Linked DNA regions of Homo sapiens: all the other regions are linked to region 1. The links are chromatin contacts, found by Hi-C in ENCODE. All regions are on one chromosome and are shown on one strand. The core of a region is the stretch at or near the end of the contact, and the rest is flanking DNA. Distances in the headings are between cores, read along the strand shown.

Region 1 (3,543 bases), core at 415-2,914:
CACACACTCCAGGGAATGTTTAACAAATGGAATGTAAGACACAGATTTTAATTTTTTTCCTGAAATTCACCCCGTTGGAAGTTTTTTTTTTTTTTTGAGACGGAGTCTCGCTCTGTCACCCAGGCTGGAGTGCAATGGCGCGTTCTCAGCTCACCGCAACCTCCGCCTTCTGCGTTCAAGTGATTTTCCCGCCTCAGCCTCCCGAGTAGCTGGGACTACAGGCACCCGCCACCACGCCCAGCTAATTTTTGTATTTCTAGCAGAGACGGGGTTTCTCCATGTTGGCCAGGCTGGTCCCCAACTCCTGACCTCAAGTAATCTGCTCCCCTCGGCCTGTCACAGTGCTGGGATGACAGGCTTGAGCCACCGCGCCCGGCCTGGAAATATTTTATCTTCCAACTTCTACTAATTAAATGTACGTTTCACTTCCTAAAAACTGCTGACTCGAAAAAAGGAAAATCTTTTCACAGTGACAAACCCAGGGAGGGGTCAAGTCTGGCCAGGCTACCACGACGGACGCCCTCCCACCCCCAACTCAGGTGTTGCCTCAGCAAGGAATCCCATTGCTAGTACTCAAAACAGAACTGAGAAACGTCTTCAAATCCACACTTTCTAGGGAACCGTGAAAGAATATATTTCCGTGGTTTTAGCCCCCTCGTTTGCAGTCAGTTGCTACAGCAGTCCGAGGACACTAATGCACCAGCCTCCCGGGCGTCCCCGCTGTGGGTCTGCGTGCGTTTGCTTTTGGGGTCCTCGCTCTCCCTTGTTTCTCTAGTCTTTTCAGTTACTTTTCTTCCTTGTGTGTGAGAGCCCAGGGACCAGGAACCCTTGTTTTTTTTCCCCTTACCTACCCCAGGCATCTTGGGGTCAGAGGGGACAAGAAGTCCTCAAGAAGGAAAACCGGGACTCAGGGGAGGAAACCTCGCACGCCCCAGGGGCTGCCTTTGCAGGTGGGGGCGTCTCCGCCCCCGCCGAGGCCCCACCGCTCCCGGGCTGTCCCGGGAGGAACCCAGGGTCCCCCAGAGACCGCGGCCGGAGGCGCGGGGCCTCCAAGGAGCTGAGCCGCGGGAGCGCGAGCGGAGGCGGCACCGACCAGGGACCCGCACCCCAGGAGGCACCGCGGCGTCGGCCCCAGGGCGGGTCCCGGGGGAGCCTGGACCGCACCTCGGGGTCTCGGGCGACTCTGCCTCCCGCGGCCCGGGGGTCCCGAAGCCGCAGCGAAACGCTCCGAGGCGTCGCGGCCCCGGGCGGGGCGTGGGGGGTCGGGAGCGCAGGGACGCGGGGACCCCGGGACGACGGGGACGGAGTCGGGCTCCGGGCGCCGCTCCCCGCTCTGCAGCCTTGGGGCCAGAGGCGGGCGGGGACCCGGAGCTCGGAGCGCCCTAGCCGCGACCTCAGCGCGGGAGGCGGGGCCGGGCGGGACCCCCGGGGCCCAGGCTCCCGTCCTGCGCCGCCCTCGCCGGGGCCGCCCCCCGCGTCCCTCAGCTCCCCCCAAGCCGCGGTCTCGGGCGGTCGCCGGTTCCTGCTGCCCCGCACCGGGATCCTCTCCTGCGCCACACTCACCATGTCCCGGGGCGATTTCTTCGCTACCGGCGCAGGTGAGCGCGACAGGAACCGGGACGCCAGGGACCGCTAGGGGCAGGCGGGGCACTCACGGCTAGGACAGAGGCGTCCCGTCCCAGGGGCCTGATTAGACAGAGCTCGGGAAGCCGCGCTTCTGATTGGACAGTGCTGCCAACGTCGGCGACTCTGATTGGAGAATTCCCCAGTCCGTCCCCTGGCGCTGTAAATTGGGCAGTTCCCCGGATTCCGATTGGGCGTCCCTCATTGGATACTTGTCTCGGCCCCGCCCCCGCCCGTCCTGACTGGGTAGTTCCCTAGGGCCCACCCCCTGCCGGTGAGTGACGGGAGCGTTGCGAACACGCGTGGCTGTCCCGCCCTGCGGGGACACTGGCTTCTGGGCGAACTGGTTTCAGCCCGGGGCGGAATCGCCCTCTCCCCGCAGTTCGGGCGCCCCGCCCGCGTCCTCCTCCGGGACGGGCGTGGGAACTCCAGACTAGTTTCCTCACGAGGCGACCCCTTGTCCGGACAGGAGGTGGATGCAAGCGGGCGGCCCGGGCCTGGCAGGGCGAACGGGGGCTGGGCGCCGGGTCCGAAGGGCCGAGACCTACGTGGGGGCGGGACCCGCAGACGTGACGTCATCGCGCTGCGGGCGACATGGAGACCCCGCCCAGGGGGCTGCGAATCCGGAGACCCGGTCTGGGGGAGGCCGAACCCAAAGCCTGGCAGGGGGCAGGAGCTTTGCTCAAATCAACCAGAAGATATGAGATGTTCATTAAAACCCTCACATTTGGCTGGGCGCAGTGGCTCACGCCTGTAATCCCAGCACTTTGGGAGACCGAGGTGGACGGATCATCTGAGTTCAGGAGTTTGAGACCATCGTGGCCAATATGGTGAAACCCTTTCTCTACTAAAAATACAGAAATCAGCCCGGCGTGGTGCCGGGCGCCTGTAATCTCAGCTACTGGGGATGCTGGGGCAGGAGAATTGCTTGAACCCGAGAGGTGGAGGTTGTAGTGACCCGAGATCGCCCCACTGCAGTCTAGCCTGGGCGACAGAGTGAGACTCCATATTAAAAAACAAAAAAACTCTCAAGTTCATATTTTAAACTCTAAGGAAAATGTTTTCAGATCATTTTTTTAAGTACATCCCCCCAAAATTTGGAAGATTGAAAAGCTGGCCGGGCGCTGTGGCTCACGCCTGTAATCCCAGCACTTTGGGAGGCCGAGGCGGGCGGATCACCTGAGGTCAGGAGTTCAAGACCAGCCTGCCCAACATGGCAAAACCCTGTCTCTACTAAAAATACAAAATTAGCCGGGCGTGGTGGCGCGCACCTGTAATCCCAGCTAGGGAGGCTGAGGCAAGAGAATCGCTTGAGGCCGGGCACGGTGGCTCACGCCTGTAATCCCAGCACTTTGGGAGGCCGAGGCGGGCGGATCACGAGGTCAGGAGATCGAGACCATCCTGGCTAACACGGTGAAACCCCGTCTCTACTAAAAAATACAAAAAAATTAGCCAGGCCTGGTGGCGGGTGCCTGTAGTCCCAGCTACTCGGGAGGCTGAGGCGGGAGAATGGCGTGAACCCGGGAGGCAGAGGTTGCAGTGAGCCGAGATCGCGCCACTGCACTCCACCACTCCAGCCTGGGTGACAAAGCGAGACTCCGTCTCAAAAACAAACAAACAAACAAACAACAACAACAAAAACAAAAAGAATCGCTTGAACCCAGGGAGGCAGAGGTTGCAGTGAGTCAAGATCATTCCACTGCACTCCAGCCTGGGGGACACAGCAAGACTCCGTCTCAAAAAAAAAAAAAAAAAAAAAAGGAAGTCTATAATATTGCACAACAGGAACGTATCTAACGCCACTGAACTTTAGACTTAAAAATGATGAACATGGTAAATATTTGTTATTTGTATTTTACTACAATTTTTAGATGTTATATTTAAAACAGAAAAGGCTATATTTCTAAGGATATTGAATCC
Region 2 (3,543 bases), core at 663-3,162, 660 kb before region 1:
CAAAAAAAAAAAAAAAAAAAAAGAAAATCAATGTAGCCCCACCTTGAAGACCAATCCGGCTTGTCTGTTTCTAGAAACTCCTCCTCCAAACCCCAAAGCCCCACCCCAACCCCTACCCCCACCACTGCCTGCAGCCAGGGCACAGGTTCTGAAATTTGACCTGGGAAGCAAGTCACAGGGGCAAACTGGCGGGTACCACCTTGCCAAGATACCCCTCCCCAGTAAAGCACCGGGCTTGCCTTTGAGTAAGTGTCTGCTCCCTTAGCAAAACCCTCTGCAACCCAACTCCGCTCGCTGCTCAAGGCGCCGGGCAGCGGCCAGTGGCCAGCACACCTGCCTCCACTTGGGATTCCGAAGGAAATGACAATCGGGTGTCGCCAAAACACACGGGCCCCTGACACAGGAGGAGGCCCACGCGGAATTCCGCATGACAGACGGCCCCCGACACATCCACTCCGGGGACCAAACCTAGGTGATGCCGTCAGCTTCTATCCCCACCCCCACCCCGAGAGAGACCACTCCGCCTTCACTTCAAAGTCCCCGCAGGCTGCCCTCATGCTGGTGGTGTGTGTCCTTGGTGGATGGTTTTCCCTTAGGTAAATCACCCTCCTTCAAAGCACATAGGTTGGGGTGGGGGCCTCACCACGGAGAGGCATGAGGTCATCGCCCGGTAGACTGGGGCGGGGCGGGGGAATCGGAACCAGAGAGACGCCCTGAACCAGAGGATGAGTTTGGGGTGGAGAAAACAGGGGAAAAGACAAAACAGATTTAGGCTGAACATCTGCATATCGGGGGTCTCAGGACGTGGGGTGGAGACAGGTCTGGACGGTGGAAGAGGGGGAGGGGGTGTCACAGGTTTGAGTAGGGGTAAAACGGCTCTGAATGGGGGGCACACTCCATATTCTGGGGATCCGAGATGGCCAGGCTTGCGTTTGGAGAAGACACGGGGCAGGACGCAGGACGGAGGTTCAGTTCGGAGGAGGGAGGGGCTTGTGCACGGATAGCTCGTCTGAGGCTTTGGTGGGAGAGCTGGATTTCGGGGGAATGGGGGCTGGTAGGGGGCACGCTGGGAGGGTGGGGGAGCAGAAATCAGCGAGATGAGGTGAGACGGGGACATCCATGCACTCAACCCGTGCCTGCGGGGACTGGTGGACACAACAGTGACCACAGACACAGGTTTCCGGGTGTCCCGGGCTGGGACTGCATTTTACTGGGGCGAGGGGCTGGTTGCGGCCTGGGCGAGCCATCGCACACCACAGGCTCAGCGATGGGGGGCGGCTTCGTGTGGGCAGGACCCAAGCTGGGAGGGTCTGAACTGGGAAGTCCCGGGGATGACAGGCCAGGGAGAAATCACCCGGGTTAGGAGGCGGGGTCTGCTGTTCTAGGGGTGCGCAGTGGGGTCCCCTGGTTGGGGGTGCAGGGCTCAGCCTATTTTAAAAAGAATGGTGGACGCTGACGGCGGCTGCGGGGAGGTCACGACTTACAGGTGGCTCGGGGTGGGGGTCACGGCAGGCCCCGACGTGGGGGGGACGCTGGGATTTGGGTGTTAACTCGGGAGACGCGGATGCTGAGGTCACCCGGGCCTAGTTCGGCCTGGGAGGCGGCATTCGAGGGGACTGGGGGCTCCTGGAGGGGCCTGAGCTGGGGTGGGGGTCGCAGCCCGCCCCGCCGTCCCGGTTTTGGGGGGTCGCAGTCAAGCTCCGCCGCCTAGGGCCCGGGGGGCGGGTCCCCGACCCCGGCCGCCTCACCTGGCTCGCTCCCGTGGCTCGCTGGCTCCCGCCGACCCCGCCTCTCCTGGCACCGCACAGCGCCCGCCTCCGGCCTCCGCAGCTCCCGCAGGCCCGGCCGCGGCCGCCGCTGACGGGATCCCGGGCTCCGCGGTCCCTAATATGGCGGCGGTCGCTCCTCCGCTGCCTCCCGGCTCCCTCCCTCCGCCGCGCGCGCCCGGCCGGCCGCGCGCACCCCCGCAACCCGACCACGCCCCCACGCCGCGCGCGGCTAATCGCGGCCACGCCCCCCGCCTACCCCACACACCGCCAGGCCCTGCCCAACACCCAGCCAGGCCCTGCCCACTCCGAGTGGCTGCGCCTGCGCGCGTTGGGCATCTCGGGAGGACGTGACGTCTCCCGCGATTCAAATCAATACAGGAAGCGCGGCTCCACGCGTTGCCCAGGGCAACCGCGGCCGGAAGAGGACCCGCGGGGTGCTAGACGTTGCAGAAATGGCTCTGGTAGATGGAGGGCGTGGTTCCCACTGGGGACAGTCGCGGAATGGGGCGCCCCAGGGCAGACCCTTCCTAGGGTAGATCGAAGCCAGGCACACCTCAGTGCGGCATTGACGTCGCGCCTAATGAGCGCAGATGGGACCCAACACCAGGTGCGTGTCCCGAACGTACAAACGTCACTGCTGAGAGTCATTAATTTATTCAACAAACCTGCATTGCGCTCCTAAGTGCTGCTCCTCCAGGCCCCAGTGAGACAGCAGGGAACAAAACAGGTTTTTAGGCCAGGTGCGGTGGCTCAAGCCTGTAATCCCGGCACTTTGGGAGGCCGAGGCGGGCGGATCACCTGAGGTACGGAGTTAATCCCAGCTACTCGGGAGGTTGAGGCAGAAGAATCCCTTGAACCCAGGAGGCAGAGGTTGCAATGAGCCGAGATTGCGCCACTGCACTTCAGCCAGGGTGACAGAGCAACACTACGTCTTGAAAAAAAAAACAAAAAACAGGTTTTTAAAAAAATTATGGGCCGGGCGCGGTGGCTCACGCCTGTAATCACAGCACTTTGGGAGGTGGAGGTGGGTGGATCACCTGAGGTCAGGAGTTCGAGACCAGCCTGGCCAACATAGTGAAACCCCGTCTCTACTAAAAATACGAAAAATTAGCCAAGCATCGTGGCAGGCGCCTGTAATCCCAGCTACTGGGGAGACTGAGGCAGGAGAATTGCTTGAACCCGGGAGGCAAAGGTTGCAGTGAGCCAAGATCGCACCATTGTACTCCAGCCTAGGCAACAGGGCAAGACTCAGTCTCAAAAAAAAAAAAAAAAAAAAAAAGGTTAAACATAGAATTGCCACATGACACAGCAGTAACACTCCTAGGTATCTACCCAAGAGAAACAAACATGTAACATCCACGCAAAAACTCACACACCTATGTGCATAGCAGCTTTATTCATAACATCCACAAAGTGCACACAACCCAAATGTACATCCACAGATGAAGGGAAAATGCTCCATTCATACAATGACACGGTGTTTTGCAATATGAGGCAATGAGGCTCGGACACAGGCTACAGATTGGATGAACCTCGAAAGCATCATGCCCAGTGAAAGAAGCCAGATACAAAAGACCACATAGTGAGTGATTCCATTGATACGAAATGTCCAGATAAGCAAATCCATAGAGACAGGAAGTGGATTAGTGGTTGCCAAGGGCTGGGAGAGGGGGATCAGGAGTGACTGGAATGGACTTTATTTTGGGGGGTTGATGGATATGTTCTAAAATTGATGTGATGGCCGTGAGCTGTGGCTCACACCTGTAATCCCAGC
Region 3 (3,543 bases), core at 546-3,045, 610 kb after region 1:
TGAGCATGGGAGTTTGAGGCTGGAGTAAGCTGTGATTGCACCACTGCACTCACTCCAGCCTGGGTGACAGAGCAAGACCCTGTCTCAAAACAAACAAAAAACCGATGACGACCAGGGGAAATGAGCTTAAGAATTGAGGAAAAGTGGCCTCTGGGACCTGGGACTAGACCATTGAGAAGGAATTAGTTTTTCGTGGCAACACCGTTCTCTCCTTAACCTAGCCAACAACCTATTTTCCAGAGCTCCGCCTGGCTGTTTGGTGTCGTCCAAGGATACACAAGAACAACGGTCACAGCGGGGTGCACCTGCAAAATGGGGCCAGCTAACGTGTTCTGGTCGCCTTTGGCATGATGTTGAAGCCGTCACTCCCATTTTAAGGGAACTGAGGCTCACAGGAATTACATCACAGAGCCCCAGTCAACTAACAGGTATAGATGAGCATACAGAAGCGTTCTCGGCTACAAGGAAGGCGGCCGAAACCATTTCAGCCGCGATCCCGATTCGACCCCAACGAATCTTGGTTGTTTCTTTTTTATTTTGTCAAACAGGGTCTTGCTCTGTTGTCCAGGCTGGAGTGCAACGGCACAATCACAACTCACTGCAGCCTCGACCTCCTGGACTCAAGCGATCTTCCCGCTTCAGCCTCCAGAGTAGCTGGGACTACAGGCGCGCGTCACCAACCACGCCCGGCTAATTTTTTTTTTTTTTTTTTTTGCAGTGATGGGGTCTCGCTATGTTGCCCAGGCTGGAGTGCAGTGGTGGGATCATGGCTCACTGCAGCCTCGACATTCCGAGCTCAAGCGATCCTCTCGAGTAGCTGGGCCTACAGGTACAACCACCACTCCTGGCTAATTTTTTAAAATTTTTTGTAGAGATGGGGGTCTCGGTGTGTTGTCCAGGCTGGTCTCGAACTCCTGGCCTCAAGCGATCCTCCCGCCAAGGCCTCCCTGAGCAGTGAGATTACAGGCGTGAGGCCCCGCGCGCGGCCTCCCAACAGGAGTTTGGAAATAGAGTTCCTGGCGGGCCCGACCCTCCAGGCCCGCCCAGCGCGGGGCCTCAGGATGCACAAGGCCGGACGCTCACGGGAGGAGGGAGGGGAGCGACGCCGCCGCCCCACCCTCGGCCCGCGGCCTGTCGCAAGCGCCTCTCTCCTACGTCCGCTGTCCCCCAGGGAACCCCCGGTCCGCGTCGGCCGCCGCCCTCAACCGCCTCTACTCCTCACCAGAGCCCAAGGCCGCGTTATCTCCTCCTCGTTTCGCCACCTCCACGACTTCGTTTGGCGAACGGCGGGCAAAGAAAGCACTTCCGGGGCAAATGAGACGGGCCCTCTGGTGTGCGCATGCCTGGCCCGCCCAGCGGCGTGAGTCAGAGGGTCCCGAGGCGCGAAGGAAAAGGCTGGAGGGGGAGAGGCTGAAAGCGCGGCCTGGAAGGCAAACTGCGCGTGCGCACAACGCTCTCAACGAACCCTCGGTCCGCTGCGGCCGCACGGGGCCAACTTTCGCGAGGGAGCGGCTGACACTCTCCGGGCGACGTTATCGCTCCCTCCGCCTGCGCCTGGCCGCTCTAGAAAGGGGTGCCAGCCATCGCTGGGGTGCCTTGATTCTGTTCCACCTTGGTCCGGTTTATTTCAGTTTAATGGTTATGTAACAACGGTCCGTCTCTCCTACCAACCGGTACCCCGCCCACGCCAGCAGCCACGGGTCGCCAGCGCCACGCAGCGGAGGCGGGCGGCATGGCTGGCCCAAGGTGCGCAGGCGCACTAGCCCTGGGGGTGCTTCCGTGTCTGCGCCCTGAGACATTTTTGGCGCCGGCCCCAGCCTGAGCGGGGACGGCGGCCGGGAGGGCGCGGCCCGGGTTCCCGTTCCCCGCGGAGCCATGCGGTACAACGAGAAGGAGCTGCAGGCTCTGTCCCGGCAGCCGGCCGAGATGGCGGCCGAGCTGGGCATGAGGGGCCCCAAGAAGGGCAGCGGTGAGCGGGACCCGGGAGACCGAGACAGTGCCAGGGGCGGGAGGCCGGGGCCGGGGTCTGGGCGGGGGTGCCGGAGGCCGGAGTCCGGGTCGGGGCGCCGGGGACGGGAGGCCGGGGTCCGGGCGGGGGCTGCCTGCGCCCCTGAGTGCGCGCTGTGCCCGCAGTGCTGAAGCGGCGGCTGGTGAAGCTGGTGGTGAATTTCCTCTTCTACTTTCGGACAGACGAGGCCGAGGTAGGGGCGTCCCGGGCGCGCGGGCGGGTCCCAGGCTGGGCCCCTCGGAGGCCGGGTGCTCACTGCCCCGTCCCGGCGCCCGTGTCTCCTCCAGCCCGTCGGAGCCCTGCTGCTGGAGCGCTGCAGAGTCGTCCGGGAAGAGCCCGGCACCTTCTCCATCAGTGAGTGGGGCTAGGGAAGCCAGCGGCGCTTCCCGCAGCCCGGGGCACCCGCAGCGCCGCACTTTCCCCTCCCCGGGCGCCCAAGGTCTCCTCTGTGTCCCCAGCCTGGCGCCACCCTCCTCAAACACAAGAGTGCATTGTCCACGGGCAGCTCAAGGTCAAGTTCTCCTGGCGGGCACCACCCTTCCCACCTGCCGAGTCCACTTAAGCTTGGGTCCCTCCCAGACTCTGCTCTTTGTTCCCTGTGGGCCCAGGCTGTACTTACAGGGCAGGTGGGCCAGCCCCACCCAAAGCGTTTCCCCAGCTGCCAAGAGTAGCATGGGTCTAGCATTGTTATATGGCCCCGGGCTGGAAATCCCAGGTGGGGGTAGGAGGAGTGAGAGGGGGGTGTTCTCCTGGGTCTTAAGAGATTCCCTTCTGCGGGGAAAGATGGAGTCCCTGCTAGTTTGCCCAGAGTGGCTGTCAAAATTCCACAGGCCAGGTGGCTTAAATATCAGAAACATTCTCTACAGTTCTGGAGGCCAGAAATCCTAGATGAAGGTGTGGGTGGGGCCGAATCCTTCTGAGGCCGAGGGGAATCTCCCAGTTCCTAGTGGTGGCCAGTATCCTCCAGGTTCCTTGGCTTGTGGAAGCGTCACCTTGTCCTCCTTGCATCACGTCTGTGCCCACATTTCCCCTTCTACACAGACGCCAAGCAGAATTTAGGGCCCACCCTGACAACCCCTTTTTACTTCACTTTATTATTTTATTTGCTTATTTTTTGAGACAGGGTCTTGGTATGTCGCCCAGGCTGGAGTGCAGTGGTGCAATCTCGGCTCCCTGTAACTTCCCCCTCTCGGGTTCAAGTGATTCTCCTGCCTCAGCCTCCCGAGTAGCTGGTACTACAGGCACGCGCCACCATGCCCAGCTAATTTTTGTATTTTTAGTAGAGACGGGGTTTCGCCATATTGGCCAGGCTGCTCTCGAACTCCTGACCTCAGGTGATCCTCCCACCTCGGCCTCCCAAAGTGCTGGGATTACGGTCTTGAGCCACCGTACCCGGCCCTCTTTATTTTTGAGACAGGATCTTTTGTTTCCGAGGCTGGAGTGCAGTGGCGTGATCACAGCTCACTGCAGCCTCAACCCCCTTGGCTCAAGCAGTCCTCCCACTTCTGACTCCGGAGTGGCTGGGCCTACAAGGC
Region 4 (3,543 bases), core at 403-2,902, 570 kb after region 1:
CAACCTTCCCAGGGCGGGGGGCCCCTTCCCCTCACGCAGCCCCGCCGGGGCAGAGCCTCACCCCCCGGCCACCAAGACAGCCAGCGCTTCCCCTTTTCAGTTCTGTCGCGGCTTCCCCTTTCCACCCTGCACTACGGCCAAAATCTGGGACTCTTGCTTGTCCCCGCGAAGACCGGGCGGGCCTAGCCTGACCTCATGGAGGACGCGCCCCGCTCCGGCTCCCGGCCGCCCGCCCCCCCGCCCCCGCTCCAGGCCCGGGCCCTCCCGGTTGCGTCATCCAGGCAGACGCGGCCTCGCGCCCCGGGGGAGATTTTCACAATCGCGCAGCCGGCAGCGCCAGCAGCCATTTGCTGCGCAGGGTAAACAGGCCCCAAAGTTGCCTCCATTTTGCACGGCCCCCAAACCGCGGCACCGCCAGCACCGCGGCCCAACCTCCCGATCCGGGGCTGAGCGACGCCCACCTCGGGGGACGCAGTCGGGAAAGCTCGACCGAGACCCCGCGGGCTCCCCCACAACCGCAGCTGGCACCCGCGCCCCCGGAAGCGGGACGCGTCTTCCCGGGAAGCGGCGGGGGTCTTCCCAGGGCGCTGCCGGGCTGTCGGAGTGCGCCACCCCCAGCTCCCCGGCGGCCCCCGCGGAGAAGCCCTGGGTGCCGTCTACGTGCGCGGCCTCGCCCGGCGCGTCCCGGGCCATCCAGACCGACTCGCTCAGGGGCGAAAAACGGGGCCCACGAGGTCCGTCGCGTGCAGGGGCCACATCGAGGCAACAGGGACCCGCGGGAGCTCGTCCACCGCAAAGCGCTCCCCGCTCCCGCAGCGCACGCTCGACGGCCGGGACCGAAAAGTGCAGATTCACCAGCCCCGCGGGCCCTGCCTGTCCGCGGACCAGCCCCCCAAGGCCGACCCCGCCCCCAACCAGATTGCCCCATCCTGCGCCTCCCAAATCCGACCCGACCGCACACCCTTCCTCCAAACCGAATTCCCAGTCTGCGCCCCGCAAATCCAACCCTCGACCAGAAGCCTCTCCCCTCCTCCGAAGCCGAGTCCCATCCCGCGAACCCCGCAAAAGACACACGCCTCCCCCGACTCCCCGTCCTGCGCCCAAATCCGACCTCCGACCCATGCCCCTCCCGCAAATCAGGCGCCCCGGACGGTGCCCCCCAAATCCAACTCCGCACCCTTGCCCCCCAAACCCGACTCCCCCGAGAGCACTGCTAAGGCCGGGGGGGACCTCCAGGCCCGCCCTGCGCCTACCTCGTCCCCGGCGCGATTCTGGCCTTGACAAAGGGGCGGATCTCGCGCGCCGGGGACCTATCTGGCGCCCCGAGGACGGCCCCCCGCAGGCCTGCGCGGCCGGCGCTTCTGGAAGCTTCGGACGGGGGCGGGGCACTTACCTCTCACTGCTGCTGCCGCCGCGGCTGTGCAGGCTTAGGAGCGGCATGGTGCGGCTGGCGTGGATGGTGGCGCTGGGTTTATCCCCTTCCTTCTCTCTGGCGAAGCAGTGGCTATTGAGGATCCGCTGCAGGGAGGATTTCACCATCCGGCCGCTGGGGTCCGAAACCAGGAAAACCTCCGCTGCGTCTCTCCGCGCCGCCGCCGCTGCTCGCCGTTCGCAAAATGGCGCCTCTGCCGCCGCCCGCCTTTATAGATGCTGCGCCCAGGCCACGCCCCCCGCGCCGCCGGGAACGCGACCGCACGAGGGGCAGAGCCGCGGGGCCGCCGGGAAAAAAAGTCGCGCCCGCCCCTCCCAGCGCCTGATTGGTGAAAGGGAAAGGGAAAGGAAGAGGCTCTCTGGAGATTGGTTGGTGAGCCTCGGGCCACGCCCCCTCCTGCGCGCGTCCTTCTGGGGGCGGGGCTGCCGTGGCGCCGGGTACGCGCTGCGCGCGCCCCGAGCCGTCCCCGCCCCCACAATCGTGCCTTGGGGGCGGGGGCGGCTCGCTGGGGCCGATTTTCGGGGGTCTTCGAGTGCCCGTTTGTCTGTCGTGGTCCACGTCGCCCTCCCTAGGGTCCCTTCACGCAGCGGGACCCCTCCCCTGGGTAGGCCCCCGGGTGCTTGGGGGGTTGTCCAACCGCGCCAGAATTATTTCCAGTAACACCTGGTAATCATCGATGATATTACTGGTTTTATTTTTTTAAATTTGGTCTTGCAGTTCTTAAAATGCTTCCAGTGTTTAAAAAAAAAGAACTTCCAATGTTAAAGATATTCAAATTTAGTAAAATATTTCGTGTACAATTTGGACTTAAGCAAAAATTTTACTCCTTGCAGATAAATTCAGATTTTTCCTGTGGAAACTGAAACTTACCCTAAGGAAAAACACTACTCCTGGCAGTTAAAATTCAGAAACACATCTCATGTATGAACTAAAATGTGGATCTCCCAAGGAAAAAACGATTTCTTTGGTGGTCAAGTTCGGTAAACTGTTTCGCCTGTGAGGTAAAATGTGGACTTACCTAGCAAAAATATTTCCCCTCCTGGTTAAATCCAGAAAAAAAATCTCAGGTATGAACTGCACTTTGCTTTTAATAAGCAAAGATATAACTCTTGGCAGTCACATACGGGTACATAGCTTGTGTGTAGACTAAATTATGAATTTAGCAAAAAGTTGCCACTTTGCAGTGAGGTTTAATAAAATATTTTTTATTTCATGTATAAACAAAATTTTGTTCTTACCAAGCAAAAATGCTACTCCTGGCAAATCCTGATTCCTTTCATGGTTTTAATTTTGTTTTGTTTGCGACCGGGCCTGGCTGTCACCCAGGCTGGAGTGCAGTGGCGCAATCTCGGCTCGCTGCAACCTCCGCCTCCCAGGTTCAAGCGATTCTCCTGCTTCAGCCTCCTGAGGAGCTGGGATTACAGGTGCCCGCCACCACGCCCGGCTAATTTTTGTATTTTTAGTAGAGATGGGGTTTCACCATGTTGGCAAGGCTGGTCTGGAACTCCTGACCTCAGGTGATCCGCCTGCCTCGACCTCCCAAAGTTTGGGGATTAACAGGCGTGAGCCACCGCGCCTGCCTGTCTTTCGAGATTTCGTACTGCACCAGAAGGCTGTTGTTGCATCTCTGCTACGAGCATTCGCTATTCAGGTGTTGAGGCAGAAATTAACTCCTGCGGTTGACATTTGGGGCCGCCCTGGGCACTGCAGGGCGCTGAGCAGCGTCCCTGGCCTCCACCCACTCCATGCCTTGAGCACCCCCAGTTGTGACAACCACAAGTATCCGCAGACATCACCCAGTGTCCCTTGGCGGGGGCAGAATCACCCTGGGTGAGACTCCCGAGTTAGGGGATTCCACGGACCCCCCCAAGAGACTCTGCATCCCATGATCCTCTGCCCTGCTGAGGTCCCAGGAGACTGCGCACGTTGAAATCCACACCTTGAGGCAGAGGTTGCAGTGAGCTGAGATGGCGCCGCTGCACTCCAGCCTGGTGACAGAGCGAGACTCTGTCACAAAAAAAACAAAAAAAAAGCAATCCACACCCTGAGTGGGGAAGGAGAGAGGAGAAGCATCCCAGGAGCTGGGGGCCTCCTGGTTTATACCGTTTGCC

Evidence for each region. A loop is a pair of places that touch in the nucleus more often than their neighbours do. Pooled maps may share reads with other maps.
Region 2: a map of naive thymus-derived CD4-positive, alpha-beta T cell shows a loop between it and region 1 (21-fold over the local background). The contact joins the promoter of FZR1 here to the promoter of ZNF555 in region 1. A Hi-C loop is called at or near these places in 1 of 168 maps with a recorded cell type or tissue (naive thymus-derived CD4-positive, alpha-beta T cell) and 8 of 50 pooled maps.
Region 3: a loop to region 1 is called in a pooled map, with 6 times the contacts of the local background. The contact joins the promoter of PLEKHJ1 here to the promoter of ZNF555 in region 1. A Hi-C loop is called at or near these places in 1 of 168 maps with a recorded cell type or tissue (breast epithelium) and 6 of 50 pooled maps.
Region 4: a loop to region 1 is called in a pooled map, with 7 times the contacts of the local background. The contact joins the promoter of OAZ1 here to the promoter of ZNF555 in region 1. A Hi-C loop is called at or near these places in 5 of 50 pooled maps.

Annotation. Positions count from the first base shown.
Region 1 is chr19:2,839,596-2,843,138 of GRCh38, reverse strand. It overlaps ZNF555 (zinc finger protein 555), which reads right to left and starts at 1,664. Exons shown (of 4, transcript NM_152791.5): 1 at 1,564-1,664. The coding sequence starts at 1,566. RefSeq lists silencers at 1,284-1,333, 1,374-1,673, 1,894-2,083, 2,094-2,203.
Region 2 is chr19:3,504,680-3,508,222 of GRCh38, reverse strand. FZR1 (fizzy and cell division cycle 20 related 1) reads right to left here and starts at 1,912. Exons shown (of 14, transcript NM_016263.4): 1 at 1,749-1,912. RefSeq lists enhancers at 1,158-1,367, 2,178-2,437, 2,488-2,537 and a silencer at 1,708-1,857.
Region 3 is chr19:2,234,581-2,238,123 of GRCh38, reverse strand. PLEKHJ1 (pleckstrin homology domain containing J1) reads left to right here and starts at 1,795. Exons shown (of 6, transcript NM_018049.3): 1 at 1,795-1,969; 2 at 2,134-2,201; 3 at 2,296-2,362. The coding sequence starts at 1,876. SF3A2 (splicing factor 3a subunit 2) reads right to left here and starts at 1,300. Exons shown (of 9, transcript NM_007165.5): 1 at 1,223-1,300. It overlaps MIR6789 (microRNA 6789), which reads left to right and starts at 2,198; the gene lies at 2,198-2,295. RefSeq lists silencers at 1,015-1,114, 1,725-2,354 and enhancers at 1,535-1,584, 1,163-1,771, 2,380-2,988, 2,991-3,543.
Region 4 is chr19:2,267,595-2,271,137 of GRCh38, reverse strand. It overlaps OAZ1 (ornithine decarboxylase antizyme 1), which reads right to left and starts at 1,652. Exons shown (of 5, transcript NM_004152.3): 1 at 1,394-1,652. The coding sequence starts at 1,539. LOC105372240 (a long non-coding RNA gene) reads left to right here and starts at 1,885. Exons shown (of 2, transcript XR_936242.3): 1 at 1,885-2,036; 2 at 2,266-2,645. RefSeq lists silencers at 1-150, 161-360, 571-630, 1,596-2,085 and an enhancer at 1,339-1,953.